Linked DNA regions of Homo sapiens: region 2 is linked to region 1. Evidence: chromatin contacts called from ENCODE Hi-C or POLR2A ChIA-PET data. All regions are on one chromosome and are shown on one strand. The core of a region is the stretch at or near the end of the contact, and the rest is flanking DNA. Distances in the headings are between cores, read along the strand shown. Region 1 holds the start of LINC00881 (long intergenic non-protein coding RNA 881). Region 2 overlaps LOC100287290 (a long non-coding RNA gene).

What was found. Hi-C counts contacts between places; a loop is a spot of excess contacts on that map. ChIA-PET counts read pairs that join two places held with the same protein, here RNA polymerase II (POLR2A). Pooled maps may share reads with other maps.
Region 2: a loop to region 1 is called in a pooled map, with 20 times the contacts of the local background. The contact joins the enhancer-like site here to the promoter of LINC00881 in region 1. A Hi-C loop is called at or near these places in 1 of 50 pooled maps. POLR2A ChIA-PET finds 5 or more read pairs at or near these places in 2 of 52 experiments (IMR-90 and activated CD4-positive, alpha-beta T cell).

Annotation. Positions count from the first base shown.
Region 1 is chr3:157,087,603-157,094,192 of GRCh38, forward strand. It overlaps LINC00881 (long intergenic non-protein coding RNA 881), which reads left to right and starts at 2,279. Exons shown (of 3, transcript NR_034008.1): 1 at 2,279-2,520. The region is part of intron 3 of LINC00880 (long intergenic non-protein coding RNA 880); the gene reads right to left. LINC02029 (long intergenic non-protein coding RNA 2029) reads left to right here. Exons shown (of 3, transcript NR_135546.1): 2 at 257-414; 3 at 685-945. RefSeq lists a silencer at 1,574-1,623 and an enhancer at 2,584-2,683.
Region 2 is chr3:158,771,365-158,777,954 of GRCh38, forward strand. The region is part of intron 4 of LOC100287290 (a long non-coding RNA gene); the gene reads left to right. Among named protein-coding and RNA genes, the nearest start is that of MFSD1, 27 kb to the right of the region's middle. RefSeq lists an enhancer at 1-4,219. Within about 2 kb of position 2,869, at least 6 of the 41 ENCODE cell types and tissues checked have a DNase peak (open chromatin) inside an H3K27ac peak, as active enhancers do.

The DNA.
Region 1 (6,590 bases), core at 1,029-3,528:
TCATTCCAATCTAGTGAATCTTAGAAATGACACATTGAATGAAGAGCTTTGCAGGTAACCTTCCCTTCCTAATGAAGTTTCCTTTTTGCGGGGTTTTGGTGTGTGTGTGTGTGTGTGTTTGTAGTTCCATAATTCTCAAATGAAAAATTGCTAAAAGGTCATCTATACAAATCCTTAAGATGGTGAACCTCTACAACCTTACTTTAATTTTAGGAGATATTTCATTTCATGCCTTAAGTTTTGCAATTATTTTCAGTGTCTCCTTTTCCAGACTTCTTAGAGGACTTGGAAAGAAAATGAAATGACGTTGAACGAAATCAAAGTAAATTGAGTGATCTGAAACGATTTGATGTCAGCAAGAATTCCCCATACAGCTCACAGCCCTACCCCGAGCACGCCTCCCTCTTGGGTATGGTGAGTTCAGCTCCAAATTTATTCTGACAAGAAAGCACAGGCAATGGCTTCAGTGGGTCTAAATCAGGTGAAAATTCAAAGCAATCACCCTTCCTGGACAATCTTCTGCTTTCTCAGTGCTTATCATGGTCTGAAAATTCCTATTTAAAGAAGCAGAGCTTTCTTTTAAGTCCTAACAGAACAAAGTCACACTCAACAGTGCACAGGCACACGCCGGGATCGAGAATGCATTTTTGGCAAAAAGTCTCCTCTTTTCTCTGTCTCCTCCAGCTCTCTGCAGGCCCAAACCTTGCAGAAGCCATTCCATGTTTCCTGAGCAGGAAAAGACAAACTCAGACCGACAACCTTGGACTTCAAAAGACTGCACACAAGGGGAGGAAGGACTGAGAGTACCAAGGCGTGAGAATTCAGAATGCTGCTATCTCATTTATTTTTACCATTTAGGAAACGTTTTGATCTGCATTCCTTTTCCCTTCCCTGATTTCAAAAAATAAAAATAAAAATGCTTCGGTTCTGAGGAGTAACTCTCCAGATGGAAGGGGAAGATCAGGGGATGAATGGGGGAGGGCTGCTTGCGTCCTCTCCCCTGCCACACACACGCTCTCTGTTTCAGCCAGTGTAAAAATAGCCGCCCAGGTTTATGTATTCATCCCTAAGCTGCAATGAAGCGCCTGCCTCCCGGCCAGAGTCCGCTGCCTTTTAGTAGCTTATAACATCAGGTGACGCCTCCAGCCCTCCCATTCCCCGCCCCAGCCCGGATAAACGTCCTCCGTGACCTTAGAAGTTTTCAGTTTAATCAGCGGTATCGTTTTTGAGAGGAAAATCCTCCCAGCTTTGCGGGCTGGCAGGGCTCTGGGGCCCTCCCCTGCCTCCCAGCCCAGGCCGCAGAGCGAGAGCGTTTCCATCTGTGCTGCGAGCGGGAAGAGCCTCTCTGTGCTCCCCGGCACGTCCAGCGCGCGGGCGGGAACACGCTCTCCTGTGGGGGGCAGCTTTCCCAGGGACCTTGCCTAACGAGGGCCAGGCGGCTCCCCCGTGGGCCCCGAATGGCTCCTGGCAGGCAGACCCCTATCCCTGTCGAGAGCACTGATTTCCCCAGCGTCGGGGGAGGCAGCCGCGCCCTCCTGGAGCGAGGCAATCCAGCGGTCAGGCGGCGGCGAGGGCCTGCGCGTGCGCAGAAAAGAGCTGCCTCCGCGCCAGGCAAGGGGCGCGAGGGCGGAGGATGGAGGGCGAGGGCGCATGCGTCAGCCGTGCCGCTGGGGCCGCGTAGGAGAGCTGAGCTGCTGGGTCCTGCCGTCAGTGCAGTTTCTTGGCAGCACGTTGGGGACACTGCGCCATGAGAACAGAGCCACAGAATGTTAAAGGCACAGCCTCCTTCGAGGGCATTTGCATAATGCCTCCCGTTTACAGATGAGGAAATTGAGGCCCAAAGAGGTGATGGGAAAGGCCCAAAGCTGCATTTCTGGCTTCTGGCAGCTGGGACCAGATCCAGCTCGTATTGACATGGTTTAAGCACTTCTTCAATGAGCACTTATCAAAAGCCTAGATACTGTGTACTCAGTGTCTTGAGTGGCAGCGAAAGATAACCACGAATACGTCAGAAGCAGTGTAGCCACGGCTGCCCTGGATTTGGGCATAGAATCAGACAGACCTGGGTTTGATATGATGATTTCCAGAACCACACTACTAGTTGGATGGCCTTAGTGAAGCAGTTAACCGCTCCATGCCCTAGCTTTCTGGTCTGCAAAACGGAGATAAAAATAGGCTAGGGTCGTGGGATTTAAATGAGATAAGGTGCACATTGTTTAGCACAGTGCCTGCGCATGGAAGGCTCTCAAATAAATATTCGTGCAATGTTTTGAGAAGTAGAAAGTGCTAGGCACGTAGGCGTTCAGGAGACAGTCACGGTACTCGTTTCCAGACAGAAGTCATGAGGAACAAGAGGGAAGGTGCTTTCCCGTGTGCAGCGCTTGGGGAGACTCACACAGACAGAGGATCTGGCATGACAGGGAAAGGAGGAAATGGCTTCTGTTAATCTCTCCTTCAGCTTCTCCCGCCCTTCCCATGCACTCTTCCTGTTTCCCTTTCCAGTTCTCACGGTGACTCAAGGTAGGTGGCTGCAGAGAGACATTGGGACCTCTTACCAGGGAAAATATGTTCTGTAATCTGGCATAATTTAAGTTTTAAGTCCCATTTTATCATAGGGGTTCCCCTCCCCTTTACCTAGGTGTGATAGGCACAAGAAAAAGGAATGGAGTTAAGTGGATAAGTGACTAAGGTGTCACATTGGAGTAGTGTGGATCATAGATCTCAGAGCTGAAGATCATCTAGGTGGACTCCCTCATATTAAAGAAGAAGCAGTGAAAAACTGTGAAAGGCAAAATGACATCAAGTTTCAGACTCAAGTTGGAGCCATGGTGTTCTGTAGCACCATAGTTCATTCATCCACTCATACACACTACTCTGGGTGGATATCTGATATACTGCCAGGTACAAGGTTCTGCCTCAGTAGGCAGGGAAAGGGGAAAGGAAATAGAAATCCGGGAGGATTCTCGGGTTCTTTGTGCAGCTTCATGGATGTTGATACCATTTACTGTGATTGCAAGTAGAGGAACAGAAATGGACCTGAGAGGAAGATGGCATGTTTTGAACATGGGTTTGAGGTGGCTGTAGGACATCCAGGTGGAGACCTCCAGGAAGAGTTAGGAACATGAGTTCCAAGCACAGGAGAGAGGCCTGGAGGTGCCCACTGGGGAACAGTCAACTTAAAGATGGTCACTGAAGCCAAGGCAGGGCTGGGATGGCCCAGAAGAGCAGGCAGAATGAAAAGACTATGAAAGCATGAAACCCAAACCTGACAGATACCAGATCCTAAGGATCAAATAAGAGATCCTGAGGAACAGATGGAGAAATGGAAAGAAAACCAGAAAAAAGTGGCATCAAGCAGTTCACATCAAGACTCTCCAGGTTGAAGACGTAGTCAGGAGTGGGAAATGCCACCGAGATGTGAAGCAAATGAGCACCGGAATATGTCTGTTGTATTTGACAATGAGGAAGTCATTGATTACTTGTGAGACATTGGTTTTAGTGGGGATGTGAGGGCAGAAACAAAATCACACTAGGTTAGAAGCAAAATGGAGTCAAAGAAGAGAAGAGGCAGGGGTAGTGGGTATAAACCACTGCTTCAAGAGAGTTGGTTAGGCAGGGAGGGGGAAGTTACAGCTAAAAGGGGAGGCAGGGAGAGTTTCCTTTATTCATTGTCGTTTTGTTTTATTTGTTGTGTTTTGTTTTTGCAACTATGGGAAACTGGAACGAGCTTATAGGAAAGGGGAAGCAGGAGGGGTCAGCAAGGAGAAATAACTTGGAGTCTCAGTACAACCCCCAGCACCACCACAGGGTGAGTGACAGAAGAGGGGATTCTGGCCCCAGATAACCCAAAGGAAGGGATCCTCTTCCTTGGTTATTTTTTTTCTACCACTGGAAAGGAAGAAACGTACATGGGAGGTTTAGAAATGGACTTGGGGAGCTCTTTAAGCAAGGTTTATCTGTGTCAGGATCTAACCCTGGCAGTAATCTTACCATCAAATGCATTTAATCAGACCCATTTGCATGTGGAGCTGTGCCCAGTGCTATTCAAATAATGTGAAATGGATACTGTTATTACCATGTCAGTCAGGACTATGGGTAGCAAGTGACTGAAACCCAGCTCTAACCACGGGATCCATGGGTTTGCTAAAAACTGGGTAGACTGGCTTTAGGCCCAGTTAGATTTCAGGTGCTTTAAAGGTGTTGTCATGTATGATAGGCATAATGTTTTGAAATTATCAATGTAGTTTTCTCTTTTGCCTTTCAAAGCATATGAACTTAGTCTACTCTAGGCATTTATCTGCCTAGGAAGAAATGAAAGTTCTTTCCAGAAAGTATGCAAAGAGAAAGAAAACATAACACTCAGCTTCTGGCATTCAAAAATAAATTTTGTAGCAAGGCAATAGCCATGTAATTCAAGCCCTTACCTTGAGAAAATATCCTGTACATTCCATTACCTTCCTCTTCAGAGGGTCAAGAACTGAGCTTGGTAGACTAAACCTTAGGGTTTTATATTCGAAAGGTCTAGACCAGGAGAAAGTGGGGATTATCAGAGGACAGAAGTAGCAGAATAAACAAGAGGCCTGAGTGGAGAGATTGTATTGGAAAAGTAAAGCTTAACCACAAAGGCAGAGGGAGATCGTTCCCCCACGCCCCCTCCAGAATTATGAGAGGAAGAGCCCAGTGTTGGTCGGGTAGCAGCAGGCCCTGCTATGGACTTTTCAAGCTCTGTCAGGTCCCTGGGAAGGCTAGATTCTACCCAGACATAGCAGAAAGCCTGTAGCCAGCTTGCCAGAGGTGATCATTGTAGTGAGGTGACTCAGTGGTTTGGGCTGCCGAGGAGACCCCTGGGACCAGGGTTGATAGGAAGTCATGGACAGAAGTCGGAGTCTGTAGCAGCAGGAAAAGCAGAGAAGGAGCTAAGCCAGTCAGGAAACACCTTTGGGAGCACTGCTTCAGATCACCTCAGATGGACACAAGCTCCCCATCCACAGACCCCCACATCAGAGGCTTGCAGTGCACCCAGGACAGACAAAAAGTGGATGTTGTCTCAAAATAATCACATACAAGGCAGCTATGCTCAAGGACCAGTACAAGGACAAAAGTTCCCTTCCTCTCAACACCATGAGGACACAGAAAAGACACACACCACCATACTACCTCCACCCCAGCACACCCTACCTGGATGACGATCAAAACATTTAAAAATCCTTACAGGCTCAGGCGCTGAGGAGTATAAATGGAGATGTCTTACTATGTCCAGAGTTAACCCTTTAGTTGATGGATTATGAGGAGCAGGGACCTCAGGGCAGAACCTGTTTACCAACTGCTCCATGCATACTTTAGTATTTTATCAATGAGGGCAGCCATAATGCCATGTACCTGTTGAATATTGGCCATGCATCCAGATGGCATCTTTATAGGAGGGGAAGGAGAAAGAGGAAGCCATCTGAGAAAGCGAGCATGTTCTCAATGGGGATATTGAATTATTGGATTGAATCAAGATTTAAACCCTAACTAGTGAAGGACCAGACTGGTTATGGACAAACTAGAGAAATTACATTTTATTGGCACATCCAAGTTGCAGTATGAGTTGAATTTACCATCTGTCAGCTTTCTTTGTGTTAGTTTCACTCTCAGGTAGAAGCTCCAAGCATCAGCATACCAAAGGGCAAAGAATCTCTTTCTTAATAGTGCCTGCAAAATCCCAGTCAGGCTCACATTGGCTTAGCTTTGGTAATGTACCCATCTCTGAACCAAGCCCTGATTGGCCAAGCCCAGGTCACATAACTATTCCTAGCGTCATGAACTGAAAGTGGAGTGAGAGGTGGCTCCCCTAAAGAAAATCAAAAGGCTGTGAGCAGAAAAATGGGGTAATGAATGTTGGGTAGGCAGGCACAACAGATAGAACCACTATTGCCTTCTGGAGTTTAACTCTCTAAAACTCAGAAAGCACAGTATCTCCATGGCAGGAAATGAATTGGCACCTGAGCACTTATTCATACATCGATCAGTGTAGAAAACTAACTTTGAAAATCATAAAGCAGATTTATTTTTCCCTCTTAAATTTTCTTCCCACACTGATTAAATTAATTTTAATAATTAGAGTTGGGAAATATAATCAACTAAATATCTAGTATAGTTTAAAGCTTGGTATAAGCTATAAATAGTTCCACTTAGGAAATGCTCAGTCTCCCTTTTTATTGATGTGAAGACAATAACTGTTTTACTTTTTCTCTGTGTATTATTTTCTCTTTTTTAAGAATCACCTTCTTGTTGGGCATGGTAGCTCACACCTGTAATCCCAGCTACTTGAGAGGCTGAGGCAGGAGGATTGCTTGAGCCCAGGAGTTAGGGGCTGCAGTGAGCTATGATTGCACCACTGCAGTCCAGTGACAGAGAAAGACTCTGTCTCTACAAAAAGAAAGAAAAAAAAAACCATAGAATCAACTTCTCCTAAATCCAAGATGAACTGCACAATTAATTTATTGCCTATTTTTAAAAAAGGTTTTTGTAATAAACAAAAGTTAATTATTCCAGATACAAAGAGATCGTAATGGCAGCATCAGCTTTTCTTCACAGACTCTTATTTT
Region 2 (6,590 bases), core at 1,619-4,118, 1.7 Mb after region 1:
TTGACTCCTCTGAAAGCTAATGGACTCCGAAAACTCAGAAGAGGGGAGAGTACAGCAGCCTTAGTAAACTTGGGAGAAGTGGCTTCCATATCTGATTGCAAATTAGAATCACCTAGGAAGTTTTCAGAATTATAGATTCCTAAGGATGATTCCAGAACTAGTTGAATCCTAAGCTCATGAGCTAGGTCCTGGATAAACTGCATTTTTACCAACAAACTACCCACTTACAGCCTTCTTGTTGTGTGAAAGAATACACCTGTAGTGTTTAAGGCACTGTTAATCATATCTTTTGTTGCTTAGAGCTGAAAGTGTTCCTAACAGATCTGCAGGGCTCATGAGAGTCCTTAGACACTGGAATGGGGAGGGTGTGTTCATTCAGGGGAGTGTGGATATGTAATCAGGGCTTGGCAAACATCTCTGGGAATATGCAACCAGCTGAGGGGCTCCTGGGGCTCCCAAGACTTCCAATGTGGACCTGCTCCTCACCATGTGCTCCTCCCCTCCCTCGGCCCAGCACACCTTACTCTGGTCTCCCTGGAGGCACTGGGATAGGGCTGTCTGTATATCCCTGTCCCTGGTCCACATGTCTCTGTGCTTTGTGCCCCAAGCCTTGCTTTTTTGATTCTTGGATGCTGTTTTAGAGTCACAAATATGAACGTTGACATTTTTGGCTCTTTTCAGTCCCTCTTTACCAACTGTACTCTTGCGTGAGGCTGTTTGGTCACTGTACAAGGAAGTGAGCAAAGAAAAACCCACAGATTAATATCTCAAGATAATATCTTGCCATACATATTGATAACAATCAGCCCATTGTTGCATCCACCCCTACCCTACCTTCAGCAAGATAGCTGGGTTCACTCCCAGAAACTGCTGGAGGCAGATTATGCGGATCCCACAGAGATGGCAGAAAACAGAGAAATCTGGGGAGAGGGCAGTGGCTGGAGCCCAGGGACTAAAGAGTGCAGTGGGGGTTTTTTATGGCCTTGGGGTAGGGAGTGAACTCCAGAGCCAAAGTCCCAAGTCAGGGAGGCAATGGTAGACAGTATAGTCCCAGAGGGGTGTGCTCATGGATGCAGGGGAGGTAAGGGCTGTGGGTGGGGGTTCCAAGCAGCTCTTTTTATTGAAGAAGTCACAAAGGCAGCCCAATTTCAAGGGGAAGGGAAATAGATTCTATCTCTTAATGAGGGAGTAGAAAGTTTCTGGATGAGCATGTGGACTCAGAAACATTTTGTGGCCATTTTTGGAAGATACAATCTACTACAGCAAACATCCCACTAAAAGGCTGGTGCCTTGGGAACAGTAGGATAATCAGACTTTCACATGGCAGTGGGAATTTGTTTCAATTCTAATGGCTAGCTGAAGGGAAGGGGTAATTTTTGACTAGGGTTAGAAGATACTGGTTTGAGAGCATTCGGGGGGCAGGCCAGGCCACTGGGGAGATAACCTAGTTTAAGACTTGGAGTCTGGGGTGCAGGAAAGAGTGAAGAGGAGGGGACGGTTGTAGCACCCTGACATGAGCCTGCTCATCCCTTGGGGTCAGCATTTCTCACCTGCCCCTATTGGTTTCTGCACAGCAAGCCTCGCACCCCCTGTGAACACTCTTCAGAGACTCCTGCGGTGCTTCTCTCTCTTCCTGTTACCCGTCACCCCTCGTTCATTCCTATCCTTCTACCTCTGCACAAGGTGCTCCCTTTAGGGGTCCCACAGTGTCCTGTATATCCCTCTCTTGTTGGGCTTATTAGTCTGAACTGTCACATACTGGTTCTTTGTCCATCACTAGTACAGGGCTGTGAGCTAATTGAGAGTAGGAACTGTGATTTTGACCCCTGTCTTCCAAAATGTCTAGCAAAGTGAGAGGCCTCAGTCATGTTCACTGAATGAATGAATGAATTCTCCAGCACTCATTAGGCCCTGAGACCACTTATCTCTCCCATCAGAGGCCAGTGATATTTCTGAGGCTGAAAATGTTCTCCTCTACTCTTTTCCAGCAGTCAGCTCTCTTGGGCTCACCAAGAACCATGTCAACAGCCAGACTTGCTGCACTGCTGATATATGCAGCTCCCTTATCACAGCCTCCCAGTTCTTGTCTTTCCTTTCTTCTGTTACAGGCTTGTTTTTCACCATCAGGGTGACAAGGTCCCTCAGATAGAAAGTGGCAAGACCACAATTTGCACCCAGGTCCAAAAACCCCTGGTCTCTGCCTTTTATTAGCAGTGTGACTCCCGCGGCCGACTCTTCCCAGCCTGTGTTCTAAACATGCACCCTCACCCACATCAGTTCTTCCCTCTCTTCCTTACATTTTCAATTGCTCTCTCTATTGCTTCCTTCCCCTTAGAATATAATTATGTGCAAATGGCTCCTATTTTAACCCATTTCCACCCATTGACCAAAAGTTCCTTTCTAAATATTGCCTGTTTTGCTTTCACACCCAAGTTTCTTAAAAAGCATCCTGTGTCTCTTTCTTATGAACACTGTGCCCTGCTGTCTTCCTTTTCCTCTTTTCCATGTTTCTGCGATGGGCCAATTACCCCCTGGATGACACATTCTTTCTAGGGGGTTTCATACATTCAAGTTTTCTTGGCTTGAAAATCGCTCATCTTTTCAAGGTAGACTTTTCAGCATTCTGTTCCATTCTGGCAGGTGTTATTTTTATGAATTGGCAGTAGGGGGAGATAATTTTGCTTATATAGGTATGGGTTTTTGGCCTCTCATACTATATATTCACATTCTACCTAAGTGGAGTTGACCTGTACAAGGAAAAGATGTGAAGCTGAGTTACCTGGGAGCTCAAGAAACAGAACATTTAGATGAAACACTTGGTTGCTATTGTGCCAATAACTTTTCTCTTTTCCACTCTCCTGAGCAGCAGTGCTGCGGCTTGAACTCTGTGTCATGCTCTTTGCATCAATGCTGGGCAAAGTCAACTTGCTTTCCCGTAAGTAGTAGAATTATGGGAAAGTAAAAAGATTTCTTTCCACCTACCTCATAAGGGAGTGGCTGAAGGCCAGCTTTAATAGAAATGATGCTTTGTTACTCAATATTAACATTTGCAACATTAGGAAATGCAGTTTGAGTGTCTTTGTTTGTACTCTATTATCCGTTCATTATTGTCATGTTCTTCCTTAAAAGAAGGTGGGGCATCTGCTTGTTGGATTCAGGCAGAGCATGATTTTTAATATGTATATTCTTGGTCTTAAGCCACGAAAGTGTTGTAAATCACCAGCAAACAGCACTAAGTATTATCGTCCTCTAGGCACTGAAAATTTGAAATGAGCTGCTGACCCAGATTCTTTGAAGAGAATACTCAGTCATAAAATATTATTTCCTGTATTTAAAAATTACTTTTTTTCACTTCAAAGAAAATGAAGTGAAAAAAAATTCAGTCAAAGAAAATTACCTGGTATTTGTTACCCAGTTATGTGTTTTGGTTGAAAGTTCTTCTAATTAACTGTGAAGGAGTAATGTGATCCTCCTCCACCTTCTTTTTTTTCCAGTGTATTTGCTTCCCCTTTTCATTTTCTAGGTCATGTAAGAAATCTTAAATTAATTGTACAATTTTTTTCCAAGATGCTCAAAATCCTCTAGTTTTTATCATCTGAGTTCAGACATCCATGCATATGCCAGCAAATATTATTGTTTATAATAAAATTTCCTCCCGTAATCATCAAAGAGATAAATCAGATTTCAAATCCCAACATCAATGCGTTCATTTCTCAGAAATACTTCATGCTCATAAACAACTTCCACTTCTGCCCACCCACATGCATCTCTCCTGTGGCTCTGAAACTGCATGGATGAGGAGTAATCAGGGTCCCTCAAACATGGTGCTGGAAATTTTGCATGAAATGAGTTAAGGAGCACAACAGTATGACAAGAACCAGATGGCATACTTTTCCAAGAGGAAGTCTTGACTCTCCCTGATGTACTTACTGCCAGAGAAAAAGTACTATTTAAACTAAAAATTACTGCTTTTGTCTTCTGAGCATCATTTTTCTGGGGTCTTGTAATATAGCCTTAACACTTTTTTCTTAAGTTTTTGGAGTATCTTGAAAGGCCTATATTGACTTTTTTTGTTTTTGTTTTTGGTTCTTTCTTCAAAAGGTGAGGATGAGTGGGAGACAGTAACACTCAGATTGCTGAAACACACAGTACAATAAAAGAAGATGAAACTGAAATGTCAGGGTAGCTCTGGAGAGGGAAGAAGAGCCTGGGAAAGGAGAAGCAGTGGAGATAAGAGCAGAAGGATGGGGAGGACCCAGGGACTGGTGGTGGGATGAGTATGAGATCAGGGCTGCCAGTAGAAAACCCCCAGGGCTTGGATGGCCAAGGACCTTTTAAGAACAATGATTAGCGGTTTTCAATTTCAGGTTGCTGTTGGTGAAGCATGTCCAGGTTCTTGGCATCTTGAACAAAGAATTGGGCAAAACACACAAACAAAGTAAGGGAAGAGTGAGGCAACAAAAGCAGAGATTTATTGAAAATGAAAGTACTGTCCACAGTGTGGGGGTGGGCCCGAGCATAGGGACACAAGGGTCCTGATACACAATCTTCTTGGGTCCAAATACCTCCTAGAGGTTTCCCACTGGCCACCTGGTGTTCACCCATGTAAATGAAGTGGTGGCCTGCAATCAATCTGGTTGCTTTCCACTCAGAGGCTGAAGTGGTTACAAGGGTCACACTCCTATGCAAACTCCTAAGATTCACTTTAGCATGAGAGGCTAAGGTGAAGTTACAAAGTTGCACTTTTATGCAAAGGAAGACTTGGTCCGCAATCAGTCTGATTGGCTGTGGACAGCAACCAGTCAGAGGCTGAAGTGAAGTTATGAAGTTACACTCCTATGCAAACATCTGATTGGTTGCTTGGCACCAATCAGAGATACTTTCAGTTTCCCATCTGCCCTGTAGAAAAGGTGGGGGTTTGCAAAGGGAGTAGCCTCTGGTCCTTTTGTTACTTAGGCATGGAAAGTTAGGGTTTTCCTTTCAATTTAGTTCTATGAAGTCAATGTGAAACAGCCTTAGGTTCCCTGCCTTCAGACCCTATTCTACCTCAAGGTTGTTCTGTTTGGTGGGTACGCTGTGCTCCCTCTGTGTTATCCCAAAACCTTCATGGAGAGCCTGCCATATCTGGCAAATTTGTACAGGTGGATTTGGGGACTGAAGGCAAAAAAGGACCATGTTCACCTGGGAAAGAAGTGACATGAGGGACAAGAAGCAGGGGCATGAGTGGGACCACAGGCCACAACTACCCCCATGCATCCCAGTACCCTGCAGGGTGGCATTGGGAAGGGCTTTGGGATCTTCCCACACAACTCCGGTGAGGTTTGTGTCTGTGCCCGAGAGAAGCTGCACAAGAGGAACGCAGGAGGCCAGGGCTGGGGAGAGCGGCCTGGGGAAGGGTGGGAAGGCTGCAGGGCAGGCCTGGGGGCTGGAGGGGCAGTTGTGGCTGTTAGGAGGGAGTGTGGATCGTGTCACCTCCTGGGTTCCCTTGAGATATTTGGCGGGCTGGACGTGAGGGGGAAGAATCTGATAAAATACTAAGTTCTTTTGACCAACTAAGTTGGAGCATTACAGGCTGGGGCTGTGTTACAGACTGGAAGTGGGGCCTGATTTGGGTCTCTGGAGCTTCTGAGGTCTGGGACATTTGGTTTGCACAAGCCACTGAATCCATTTTTTATGAGAGACAGAAGCTGGATTAAATGATAGCTATATTTCTTTAATTTTTCCTATTCAATAATTGAAAGATATAAATTTCTAGGTCCTCTGTCTCTCCCAATTTGGCCAACACCGGTAGAGAAGCCACTAACTATTTGGTTAGTTTCATTTTACTTTTAGACTTCTAAAGGTACCTGGCTATTTACATTTAAGGGGACCCATCAAGTGCTAAATTTGTTGACTCTTTAATAAAAGAAAATTTTAAGAAAAGAAAAAGGAACTGATATATTTCACAACTGGTAAATTACAGTAAGCTAAAGTCCCATGACATTCCAGAGTGCCTCAACCACCCACAGCACTCTTAGAGATAATAAGGAAATTTCAGACTAACCAAACTTGTCCTGTGTATTTTCTTCCTGTGGTACATATTAGACTACAAAGCTTGCAGTAGAAGAAGAAAAGACAATCACTGTGTACTGCTGGGTTGTGGGTTCTGAAGCAAACTTGAAATTGAAGGTTAAAGCTGGGCAAATGTAGCAGAATGATCTGTTTCTGGAGAAAGTGATTCTAATGCAGAGATTATGGCCTGAGATTTTGAGAGGGGGCAGTGAGTGTTGTGGGGGCAGGCAATGGCCTGCTACGCAGACAGGATGGAGAGAGATAAATGGTCCTCCTGAAATAGTAGCTTTTGGGGTAGATATTACTGGTGACACAGCAGAACTGAGTGATGTACTCCTTGCTGGGGAGGAAACCAGCATTTTAAAATTCGCTACATATTTATGACCCTTTGGACCATAATCCTGGAGACCTTTGCTGTTCTAAGTGTCTGATGAGGACTCCTGAGCTGCCGGGTTCCAAGATGCAGCTGCCAGATTATGTTTATTTTTTGACAAAAACAGGAGCTGGTGGATCTCAAGTCTGGGACAGGGCCCTGGTGT